Linked DNA regions of Homo sapiens: all the other regions are linked to region 3. A link is a contact called in ENCODE Hi-C or POLR2A ChIA-PET data. All regions are on one chromosome and are shown on one strand. The core of a region is the stretch at or near the end of the contact, and the rest is flanking DNA. Distances in the headings are between cores, read along the strand shown.

Region 1 (4,008 bases), core at 1,344-3,843, 290 kb before region 3:
ACCTTTTTCCCCCATGCCTTAAATAAGTATAGAGAAATTTAAGTCTTAAAAGGGATTGTAAATGGCTTATTAAAATTCCATCTGACCAATTTTCTTGATGTGATCTACACAGTATAAAATATACTTATTAGCAGTCAATAAATACTAAATTTTCTGAATTGCTTGCCTTTTTACCAATTACTTTTTCACAGAGCATTAGCCAATTATGTATTAACCACATTTTTCTGCTCGAGAAACCTAGAACCACTTATACCTTCTAGAAGCCTAAATATTCCTGCTCCTTCCCTTCCTGCATGAGGCATTAAATCTTCAAATTATAGTCTTATTTATCAACTTTCCTAATAATCACTATTCTTCACTATACTGTTACTTGCCACATTTTTATTTGGAGAATAAATACTATTCAAGCATAAAGCTGTCTGACCTATCTTCTCACTCAAACTGTACTATGCTCCTAATACTGATTATTCTATAATCACTTTATCCCAGTTACCCAATTGGTAGGTTTGATGTATCAAGTTCCATTTAATAGGGCTTGATATGCTTCAGGGTAAAGTTAAACATGCTGACCATTATGTTCTATACTCTACATCCTCCAAAGCTTTTAAAGTTTACCAACATCCTTCTTCTCTCTAGAATAGTAAATATCCTATCATAGAAATCAGAGAAACTGCTTGGCTTTAAAGAATACAGTTCCTGAGCACTTGTCAGAGAAGCTGTTAGTAACTTCCAGACGCCCGCAGGACTATCATTTTGGTTAAATTAATCACGGGTCATCTTCTGCCACTTTAAACTTTTTAGTCTTACAATTATTGTAGGAAATCTACAGATCTACTTTAAAAATAAGTGAAATACTAAAAAAAAAAAAAAAAACCATTATTTTAGCTCCATTACTTTTCCCAAAGAAATCATTTCAGGGTCCTTATATAATAACTTTTACTTAAACCACAACTGATCAGTTGTACATAACACCGGAAGGCTTTAAAAAGGATACAATTCTGCACTTAACCTTACAAAACACGTTTCCAAGTTTTCAATTATGAGATCGTTCTATATATTAAAAAAAAGGTGCTAGTGCAGTCTATCAGAACTGTGCTGCCAGCTGCAAGCCCCGAGTATGCTGCACTTTGCAAATTTTAGGTATAATTTCTGGTTACCTGCTGAGGTTTCTACACCCTTTGTCACCCAGTGATGCTCCCACCACCAAACACTTTCCATCACCACTTAAAACGGCCTCCTTCCACCCCGCAAAAAATGCACTGTAAACTTAGGCATTTCTGCATACTAACACGGAACCACTAATATCACTAGGTATTATGGCTCTCAAAGAATCCCCTTTAGCAGGCTCCCCTGGGACGCTGTGCTCAAGCGGAGCTTTGAACCGGTGAGACTCGCTGCCAGCTGCCTTTGCAAAAGCAGCACCAGAGGTAGACTCAATACCGCAATGCTGCTGCTGACTTTTTCTAGCAGCCTCAAAAAAAAAAAAAAAAAAAAAATCAGCCCAGTCCCCTGCAGACCCTGCTGGCACTTCTGCAGCACGAAAGAGAAACCACCGCATTGCTCAGCTTGGAAGATCGGAGAGCCCGACTGAAGGGAGGGGAATCAGTGCCGTCGAGAGGCTCGGCGAGGGCGGGGTGTCGGGGTGAAAAGGAAAGACGTCCGGAGTGCAGGGGACCGCGACGAAGCAGCAGGCAGGGCTCCGCATCGCGCCCTGGCCGGAGCCGCGGAATAGCGGACGTCCGGCGGAGATGCTGACCTCTGCACGGGTTGGGGGTCCCATCGCTGCCGGCCGAGCCCCGCCCGCCGCCCCCCGGCCCCTCACCTGTCATGAGCGCCGGGCTATCGCCGGCCGCCGCGGCGGGAGAGGAGGCGGCAGTTGCGGCAGAGCCAGTCGCCCGCCGCCCGCGGAGGTGCCGGGGCACAAGCTCGCATCCGTCCGCCGCTCCGGCTACCAGCAGCCCGAGCACCAGCAACGCAGCCCAGCGCCGCCGCCGCAGCAGCCAGCCCCACGCTGGGCCAGGAGTCGAGGCGGGATGAAGGCGCCGAGGAGAAGCCGGGTGAAAGCGCAGCGGCGCCCCGGCCGCCTGCAGCTCGCCGGCTCCGCGAGGCGCCACCACCGCCGCCGGCGACTCCTCCGGCCGCCCCCGCCGCCTCAGACACGGGCTCCCGCCGGGCGCCAGCCTGGTCCCATCGGCACCGGCGGCCTCCGGAGCTCTGATCCCGGCTGCGTTCATTGGTTCCGGTTATTTAAAAAAAAAAAAAAAAAAGGTGGGGGGTAGAAAGGTACGGCGTCTTCAGGCGGTGCACGACACCCGCGCTGCTGCTGCGGCGAGACCGGGATCCGCTGCTCTGGCGCCGCCAAACACCAACCCCAGCTCCCGCGCCGCCGCCGCCGCGGCGCATCCCCCCGCCCCCTCCGGCCCGCGCTGGTCGTAGTACCACGCTCCGCCGGGACGCCTCCCTCCCCTCGCACATTCGCTCGCATACCAATCCCCCGCCTCCCTCAGGCTCTCCACGGCGCAGGCGCGGCGCTGCTGTACTGCGCGTGCGCGGCATCCCAGCCCCGCCCCGGAGGCGTTCCTAGACGGACGGTAGTACCGTGGGGCGGCTGATAACGCTTTAGCGAGCCGCGAAGATAGGAGGCGGGGAAGAAGGGGGACGTGTACCTCTCCCTCATTCACGGTACCACCGCGAGGGGGAGTGGGGGGCTACAAGGGGACGGAGAGAAGAGTCCAGACGTCCCACATCCTGAGGGCGAGTTTCAGCCTCGTAGAGGGCAGCGAAAGTAATTGCATGGATCAGGAAAATCTTGCAATCGGAAAACAGCAGCGTCCCCGTAATTTCAATATAGGTGGGGCTTACAAGTGGCTGGCTGTTTAGACGCGGTTAGCATAGCTTAGCGTTTTATTTACTTGCCAAACATTTCACAAAGCGCGTGCTATGTGTGAGTGTACCAGGCATTGCTCTAACCGTTTTACACATTTACATGCTATAACTCCAAAATTATCGTTACCCCCTTTTACGAATGAAGAGACTAAGACCTAGAAATGTGAAGTAAGTTGTCCCCAATATCCCACAGCTAATTCATGGGAAATGAGCGAGATTTAGCAGCCACTGAAAAGGCCTATTTAAGAGAATTTACTTTAGCCTCTGACTCTCCTAGGTACATTTACCTGAACTCATCACCTTCCCACCCCCATCCCATCGACTCTGTGCTGTATCCTGAACCGGCTGACAGAACAATGATGTAGACTTGACTTGTTTTCGCCAACCTGGAATGAAGCAAAGCTCTTGTGCACCCAAGATCTGCTCTCTGTTGTAAATCCTGTTCAGACCTGGTCTAATTGGTTTGAATAAATAAAGAACCGGAATCTTTCTCATCCAAACTAGTTGCCAGCATATTTTTAAGGCCACCTCCCTTCAAATTTAAAAGGAAGTGTTGAATGTACTGTCACTATAAATTAAAAGCCCTGGAAATTCACACGCAAGGAGGCATTCTTTCTCCCAGGGGCACAAAATTGTTTAAAATTTGCAGATAGGGTTATTAAACACGAAGATCCTTTTGCTATTGGGTTTTGTTGGTTTCATTCTGCTTATTGGTTTGTTTGCTTGCTTTCTCAAGCCAAGAAGATACTCAAATTACATTCTCCTAAAGTATTTCTTAGGTAGCCTGGCCAAGATAACCACAAATATCGTTTATTGTGGAAGGGCAGATGCACACTTTAGAAAAGAATCAAGGATGTCTTTGAGGCTAAGTCAATCTATCAACAGTTATTTCTCAGCAGACTTCTTGTGGGCATAGTGTTCAGGTGGCAATTCTTTATAGGGCAACCGGGAGATTATATTTCCCCTGCTGAAAGGCACAGCGATGAAGTCACACCAGAGTGCTGAGTGCCCACCAGAGAAGATAATTCTGCTAGGGGACCAGAACAATATAAATAACAAGCTTGTTCCTGCTCTCCAGGAGGCATTTCATTTATTAAATGTTTACTGAGTACCTAGTATGTG
Region 2 (4,104 bases), core at 139-2,638, 440 kb before region 3:
TTTATGTTGATTATTCTCCAGACAAAATACAGTAATTCCTTGAACTACGTGGAATTGTGGGTTATGTCATATTATACATCATTTCTCAGTTAAACTTATTTCTACAAGCAAAGCTTTTAATAGCAGTATAAGAAGACACAGACTTTGGAATATGACACGCAAAACCTTGCCTTTACCAGTTAATAGCTGTGTAACCCAAGGCAAGTAAGTTATCTAGCCTCTCTACACAGCTCATTTGTAAATGAAGATAATACCTATGTGTTGTGAGGATTAAAATTTATGAGCAAACCACTGGCAATGTGTGTAGCATACACTTCTGGCACACAGTAAGCCCTCAGAAAATTGTGTTTCTTATTAATACGATCATGCCAGACAGTGTTCTTTTTAAAATACCAATTTCCTTCCTTTAAACCGCCTTTTATTGACCAAGGATCTAATGAGATTATTCATACCAATAATACCAATACATCACATTTTGGTAACTTCGGGGTCTACTGAGGTGTGCATGGTCTCTCTCCCAAAGCTTCAAGTTAGAATGTCCACAATTCTTGGGCCCTTTTTTTATATTGTCTCTTCTCCCTCACTGTGAGGCAGGCACCTGTGAAGTACTACCATCAGTTTATATCTCTGTAGAAGAATTCCAAACTACTGTTTTCTGATTCGCTCTTTTTTATATACAAAGTTTAGAAAGACAGAAATATACCAGAACAAACCGAGAGTTGGATGTCTTGGTGGAAAAAGGCAGGGAGTTCTTACAGGAGTGCAAAGGGCATAGTACCCACTTCTCGGATACCGTATGATTTCGACTAGGCCTTTTTTGTCAACTCCCTGATTCTTTGCTACATTCTGTGCTGATATGGTTTGTTAGTTGAATGAGGCATGACTGTAAAATACATCTAAGAGTCCTTAGAGGGAAGAGCTCCAAAAAACAGACATCTGGGGGTGTGAGAGAAGGAGTGGTTAACAGTTATAAAAAAGATGGCTGTGTTCAGTCAGACATATTCTCATAAAATGACAATCTTGAAGGAAACAGTAATGTATTCTCATGAGTTGACCTTATGTCATTCATCACTTAATTTGCATTTCTTATTTAGCACTCTATTAAGAAGGCAGCAACAGCGCATAAAACAAAGTGGAGGCAGAACACCTAAGTTCTTGCCCCTGCTTTATAACTGAGTCACCTCTAATTTTGAGCAAGTTTTATAATCCTCATTTTGTTCTTCAGTTTCATTATCAGTAAAGAAAGCATCAAAGTCAGAAGGAGGAGATGAGACCACAGAAGTAGAGGCTGGAATGATGGGCTTTCAAGACAGACGAAGGGGCATGAGCTGAGAAATGTGGGTGGCCTTTACCAGTGGAGAAGGCAAGGAAACACGTCCTCCCCTACAGCCTGCAGAGGGAACACAGTCCTGCAGGCTCGCCTCAACTCACTCTGACCTCCAGAACTTTACGATGATAAATTTCTGTTTATTTAAACCACTAAGTTTGTGGCTTTTTTTTTTCTTTTTACAGCAGGAACAGGAAACTAATGCATCTGTCTATAATTAAATTCTGCCAGCACCTCACCTTCTCCAAAGGACTCCGTGCAATGCCTAAATGCCTATATTCTATCTTAAGTAACTGAACAGGAGAAGCAGGTATTGGAAAGGAGCTTCAGAACTTTTAGCAGATTATGTTCTAAAACTATTTAACAGGATTCAAATGGATGTTTAATAGAGATCCTTTACCTTTGCAGAGAAGTTCAAAATTAGATATACTTTATATCTTACTACATTATAGTCAGAAACTTAAACATATTACAGATGTTAAACAAACACCTTAAATTTACTCAAGACAGTGAAGATGGCAAGGTAAGATTTCATGAATGAGTGAACATGATGGTAACTATCTTTCAGTTACTACTGTGTTATTTTGCTATATGAACTTTGATCAATGCTAACAACATAAACAAATGAGTCTTTTATCAACTGAGGAACTACAGTGGAACTAAATGTAGGAAACTGAAGAAAAACAGGACCTGGCTCCTCAGAGTGGCAATGTTAACATCTTTACAAGTGATTTTTTTTTTAATGTAAATACCTGTTCCAATTCCTGTTCTGCATACTGACGTCTACTCAATTCACATTCAGCTCCCTCCCTTAGCTCTCTCAGCCGACAAGCCTCCTCCTTTGCATAATTGATTTCATCCATCATTTTGCGCTCTAAATTTTGCTTTTCTACAGCAACATTTCTGTTTTCTTCCTGTGCCTTTTCAAGCCTTATAGAACAATAAAAATAAAAATTCCTCACAAAAATTTCCAGTTTTATTTTTTTTTACAAAATAATGAATACTGGGTCAAGCGATTAAATACATATTTCAATCAGAAATCATAGCATTTTTCATTAGCCTTAAGTTTGGTTAATACAAATATCAGGCAACTTACTATACAGCTATTTTGGTTATCCTGGGTTCAAATGACAGGGAAAGCAGGGAAATACTCTTCCGCAAAAAGCTTTTCAAAAATTCCTAATTATTTAAATCAAGTTAAAAATAAAATTTAACTACACATCTAATTCCACTATATTTGACTTACCTCCACTGTTCTTCTACTCATTTATTCTCAAGTATACACATTTATAATAAATCTGTAATTATAAAAGTATACTTTTCTAAAAATGTGAAATCAAATATGCATCTATTCCTGATGTGTATAATAACCTAAATGTAAGTATTTAAGCACATGCCCATATCACTTTTTTTACAAATTGTATTTGCCTACATAAATGAGTTATGATTTTTCTGAACTTACCTCTCCTGTAAGTCCATTAGACTTTGCTCTGCAGTTTGTAAGCTCTCTAAATCTTTCATCATTTTTGCAACATGTTCTTTTGATGTCTTATTCTGCGTATAAGCAAACCAGCAGCCTCCAACACCAATTACTATAGAAACTGTGAGGATAAAATCTTTCATCCAGTTATGAGGTGGGCCTATTAAAAGAATTACAGATGATTAAATTAATCTTTGAGTATGACAGGACCTCAATACAAAAAGACATTTTTTAAGTAGTATCTAAAACAAAACCAAAAATTGGAGATCTCTTTCCCATGCACAAGCTCTAGCCTTTTAAAATTCTTTCTTCAAATAATGACTGTGCTTCTTGTAACTCTTTGATATACTAGACTTATAGAAGGGCAGAGGTAAACCCATATAGACACACCACGCCCCTGCTGGTGGGAGAAGGAGTGGTCAAAGTCATGGGGACCCTTGAAAAAGCAACAGCACCTCCAATCATATGCTGCCAGAATGGTCCTCTGTGGGGTGAAGGGAGTCATCAAAAGTATCACCACCATCATCCCAACTCCCTTCCTTCAGTCAAGCTAGGCAGCTGTCACGTTTCTCTCACACTTATAAACCTGATCACTCACCAAAATGTATTTTCCCCAAGGAGGCAGCTATATAACTAATTAGGTTAGGTTAATCAGTGGTTCTCAAGGCTGGTGATAATTCCTCACCCACCCCTAGCAGACATTTGACAATTTTGGGTTGTCTCAACTTGGGGGAGTGGTTACTGGCACCTAGTGGGCAGACATCAGAAGTATTGCTGAACACCCTACAGTGCGCAAGACAACCTCCTCCCTGTGTCCCCTCTGCGGATGACAAAGACTTAACCAGAAACTATCCAGCCCAAAGAGTGACTAGTGCTAAGGCTGATAAAGCCTGGGTTAAATAGTAATAACAATTATTCAGTTTTAGGTGTCTATATGCCAGAGATATGGGGGTTACTGGTATGATGTTAACCCCCAGCCTTATGTCTAAAACAAAGAGTGAGGAGCCAGGGCCTACTGCCTTCAGTGATACAAAACACAGAAATCACTATTCAGATTTCCTGATTTAGCCCAGTCAGTACACACTAATTTTCACGGGGCTCTCTCGAACAGAGACACAATGATAGCTAATATATTATTTTAATGCTCCAAAGAGATACAGCTCACAGTGAAAAACTGCCTAAATGCCCAGGCCTCCGGCAGAAACATATTTTGAAGTTTGGTGACATAAAAGAGTTCTACAGAAGTTCCTAGGCTGACAAGTCTGGGGTTTGGCTATGTTTGTGTAGTGTGATATGT
Region 3 (4,190 bases), core at 338-2,837:
AGATAACCATGGTTGTTTTGAAGAAAATGAAACCTGATGATGGAGTAAAGTCTGATATGTGGGTTGAGTGGTCAGGGGTTGTCTCTGAGGTGATGACATTCAACAAGGCTGGGCCAAGCTACATTAAATTATTTTCATCATCCAAATAGTACGTACATAAAGGTAGTTACTGCTTGTGTGAACAAATAAAAAACAAAGAAAACAAAGCCCCAGGTTCTAGTGATGAAAGGTTAAGTAGCTATGAGCAGACCGATGAATAAATGTGGACAAAACCAGACCTTTCTCATTTGGTACAATCTCCTGCTTTAGTAGGTTTTTTTCTCCTGTTTTCAGGGCACCGGGGATTTCTTTGCAAATCTCCCAGACAGATGAGTGTGAATCCTTAAAACTAAAAGTGATGGGTGGGCTGGGCGTGGTGGCTCACGCCTGTACTCCCAGCACTTTGGGAGGCCGAGGAGGGCGGATCAGAAGATCAGGAGGTCGAGACCATCCTGGCTAACACGGTGAAACCCTGTCTCTACTAAAAATACAAAAAATTAGCCGGGCGTGGTGGCAGGCCCCTGTAGTCCCAGCTACTCAGGAGGCTGAGGCAGGAGAATGGCGTGAACCCAGGAGGCGGAGCTTGCAGTGAGCAGAGATCACGCCACTGCACTCCAGCCTGGGAGACAGAGCGAGACTCCGTCTCAAAAAAAATAAATAAATAAAAGTGATGTGTGAATATTCCCTCCTAATAGTAATCAGTAGAGCTCAAGGCTTAGTGTTCTAGAGACCCTGCCATTATACTGAAATTTTAAAATTGTTATCGTAATGAGCATTTACATATATAATACATCTCATTATGCTGACAGTATGCTAGCTTCTGATTAAAAGTTGCAGCTAGATTGCTTCAGCCCTTTCTTTTACATGATATTTTCCCTTCAACTAATTTTTGATTATATGAGTTGTGCTATTTCATATCTAACTAAGCTATGTTCATTTATTAAGCCAGTAATCATCAAAATCTGTGGCTTAAATTTTCAATTGTAGTCTGTGTAGAAATAAATTGTTATTTGATGATAATACAGATTTTACTGGGTTCATGACTAGAAATCTAGATTATAAAAAATTCAGGCAGTCATATGATATTTACAAATAGCTATATGTTTGCCATTATGTGGCTAAAATACCCAGACAATTGACTGTTTGGTTTGGTTTTTTGGTTTTGGTTTTGTTTTTATTCAATTTTCCTCCAGATGATTCAGAGTAGATGCATCCAAGGAAATCTTTGAATTTTAAGTGCTCAATTTTCATGGCATATTACAAACTTCTACAATCAGCATGAGTCATCAGCTTTTCTCAGAAAGAATGGTTACTCTAAAGACTAGGATCTTGGTTTCTCAGTCAGTATTATTAGGAATTCTTTGATCTTAATCTTGCGTGTAACCTTTGCTCCTTAAAATGAGCTTCTGAATTTTAAACACAAAATGAAAATACTGAGGAAAACATTAAACAAATAGATGATTAAGACTTTAATGGCTTTATCATTCAGCTAAGTGTTTTCCTTCCTCATGAGGCCAAGCAAAACAAAAAACAGCTGAAAGGAAAAATCAAACACATCATCTAAGATTGTTTCCTGTGATCTCATGAAGATTGGGAAAGAACTGCTAAGTCTCCTGTTCTCTTCCGGAATGAATTTATTCTGACGAAATCATGCTAGTCAATATTCCCTAGGTTTGAAGTATATGGAATAAATGTCTTTCCGGAGCCACCAAAGGCTTCTGAGCTGATAGAATGGTGTCTTGTGATATGGCAGACAGAGACCTGGACTTGGATTAAGGGAATCAGGCTCTCATGTCAGCTCTGCTGCAAATTAGGGGTATAACCCTTTGGGTCTGTGTCTCATTTGAAAATATGATGTGGCTAGACAAGATGATCTTTCAAGATCTTCCATCAAAAATCTATGACGGGCTGGGCGCAGTGGCTCATGCCTGTAATCCCAGCACTTTGAGAGGATCACTGGAGCCCAGGAATTTGACACCAGCTTGGGCACAATGGCAAAACTACATCTCTACAAAAAATACAAAAAAAAAAAAAAATTAGCTGAGTGTGGTAGCACAGCTGTACCCCCAGCTACTCAGGAGGCTGAGGTGAGAGGATCACTTGAGCCCAGGAGGTCAAGGGCTGCAGTGAGCCATGATTCTGCCACTGTACTCCAGCTTGGGTGACAGAGCAAGACTCTATCTCAATAAAATAAACTCTATGATGCTGTAAAGCTAACAAGAAGTCCAGCAGCTCAACAATACCATATTGTAAGAAAGGAGATATTTGCTAATGTGATGGAAGAATCCATTATTAAAAAGCATCAGTTGACTTTTCTAGTATTCTTCTATCTATTAAGTGTCATAAATATGAGATAATTACAATATAAAAGATTAATGTGGGGCTGGGCACAGTGGTTCATGCCTGGAATCCCAGAACTTTGGGAGGCCGAGTCGGGTGGATCAGGAGGTCAAGAGTTTGAGACCAACCTGGCCAACATGGTGAAACCCTGTCTCTAAGAATACAAAAATTGGCTGTGCATGGCGGCACATGCCTGTAATCCCAGCTACTCAGGAGGCTGAGGCAGGAGAATTGCTTGAATCTGGGAGGCAGAGGTTGCAGTGAGCCGAGATCACACTTGTGCACTCTAGCCTGGGCGACAGAGCAAGACTCTGTCTCGGGAAGAAAAAAAAAAAAATTAATGCAAGTAATAATGAAATACCGATTAACCTAGGGACAGAAGGTAATGATTATACAGATGAAAATAACAAATTGATAGGCATTGGAGTAGTAACATCTCCTACTGCTCAGACGTAGTTCTGTTACCTTTATGGAGCAACAACAAAAAAACTACACTATGCTCTGCCTGTAGGTCTAAATAACAACATATCTCAAGAGACTTTCTTGGTCAGCTAAACATTTAGTCCTCCGATTTTCAGTTTCCTTATTAAAGCATTTGGATCTTGCGGATCTGACTAATCAGAATGATTTAGAATTTCTTGTTCTCGATTTCTTATCTATAAAATAAGGGGTTTCACCACAATAACGGTAAGATTCCCAAAATCTCTAAAATTCTGAGATTTTATATTTTTGAATGGTTTGAAAATCTGGACTCAAAATTAAATTCAACCAATCTAAGGAGTGTATGCTATCAGCTATGCAGAGCTGGAAAGAGAAATACCTTGCCAGTAAGCAAAATGGCTTCCTAAATGTGAAATTATTTCAGGGATCTAAAATAAGACACTTCCGAGTGTTATGTTTTCCCTTCCCTCCAGAAAAATCTCTCCTACTGCCTTACTTATAGAATTAGAGATTCATCTGTTTAACTTATCTTCTGATAAAATACAAATGCCTCTGGAAAGGTCACACATTTAACATTATCAGCCATTCTTTCCTTTGTTGAATGATTTTTTTTTTATTTGACCCTGTCTTCTTACAAAAAGGATTTGAAGCTGCTTATTAGGAATGAGTTAAGCAAATGCATTTCTGAGATCAGATGTGATGAAAGCCCACAGGAGCCAGGGAAGAATGTAGGAAGAAGGACGCCACCAGCGAGAAAAGCTCTATGTAAATTTCAAAGGGCTATAAAAGTATTAGAGATCATTACCAATAACAGGGCAAGACTGGATGCTTAAAGATAAACCTGGCCTATTTCCCAGTAACTTCAACAGGTCAGATTACTCTTCCTTCTTCTTATGGGGCTTAATGTTCCTTGTCTAATTCTTTGGACATCTTATTAAGCAGAAATCTATTCATAATTTGCTCTTTACCTTCCTCATGTTGTTTTCTTATTTCCTGAATGGAACAAAATTCTATTAGTCACAGTTCTGCCTCAAACCATATTTACACAGTCTCATGATCTTCCCCATTTCCTGGAAATGCAAAGATCCTTTCTCTGTCTTTGCATAAATAGGTATCTATTAAGCTCAGGAAGGAAAAAATGACTTTAATTTTAAATGGCTCCCTCAACACTGCCAGAGCTTATAGTAGCCCAATGGGGATAGTTCCAGAGTAATCAGCAAAGAAAAGTAAAAGTCTATTTTTCAAAGATAAAGTTTTAGCCACACATAAAAGCTGCCAGAAGTTTTTTAATGGGACTATAAAGATTACACATGGTTTAAGTCACAAGGACAACATAAACTTAAGAAAGAAAGGAAAAGGCAGTTTTGAAC

Evidence for each region. Hi-C counts contacts between places; a loop is a spot of excess contacts on that map. ChIA-PET counts read pairs that join two places held with the same protein, here RNA polymerase II (POLR2A). Pooled maps may share reads with other maps.
Region 1: a map of PC-3 shows a loop between it and region 3 (6-fold over the local background). The contact joins the promoter of STIM2-AS1 here to the enhancer-like site in region 3. A Hi-C loop is called at or near these places in 3 of 168 maps with a recorded cell type or tissue (A673, PC-3 and endothelial cell of umbilical vein) and 2 of 50 pooled maps. POLR2A ChIA-PET finds 5 or more read pairs at or near these places in 5 of 52 experiments (CD4-positive, alpha-beta T cell, HCT116, HEK293 and 2 more).
Region 2: a loop to region 3 is called in a map of endothelial cell of umbilical vein, with 6 times the contacts of the local background. The contact joins two enhancer-like sites. A Hi-C loop is called at or near these places in 3 of 168 maps with a recorded cell type or tissue (A673, endothelial cell of umbilical vein and heart right ventricle) and 3 of 50 pooled maps.

The regions. Positions count from the first base shown.
Region 1 is chr4:26,859,184-26,863,191 of GRCh38, reverse strand. It overlaps STIM2-AS1 (STIM2 antisense RNA 1), which reads left to right and starts at 2,593. Exons shown (of 2, transcript NR_134674.1): 1 at 2,593-2,682; 2 at 3,164-3,568. It overlaps STIM2 (stromal interaction molecule 2), which reads right to left and starts at 2,351. Exons shown (of 12, transcript NM_020860.4): 1 at 1,823-2,351. The coding sequence starts at 1,973. RefSeq lists silencers at 1,655-2,224, 2,235-2,604 and an enhancer at 2,695-2,794.
Region 2 is chr4:27,001,080-27,005,183 of GRCh38, reverse strand. It overlaps STIM2 (stromal interaction molecule 2), which reads right to left. Exons shown (of 12, transcript NM_020860.4): 6 at 2,790-2,967; 7 at 2,080-2,257. Among named protein-coding and RNA genes, the nearest start is that of STIM2, 140 kb to the right of the region's middle. Within about 2 kb of position 1,388, at least 3 of the 41 ENCODE cell types and tissues checked have a DNase peak (open chromatin) inside an H3K27ac peak, as active enhancers do.
Region 3 is chr4:26,565,973-26,570,162 of GRCh38, reverse strand. No RefSeq gene overlaps it. Among named protein-coding and RNA genes, the nearest start is that of TBC1D19, 16 kb to the left of the region's middle. RefSeq lists an enhancer at 823-2,022. Within about 2 kb of position 1,587, at least 5 of the 41 ENCODE cell types and tissues checked have a DNase peak (open chromatin) inside an H3K27ac peak, as active enhancers do; they include A673, HCT116, PC-3 and 1 more, where a contact is called at or near this core.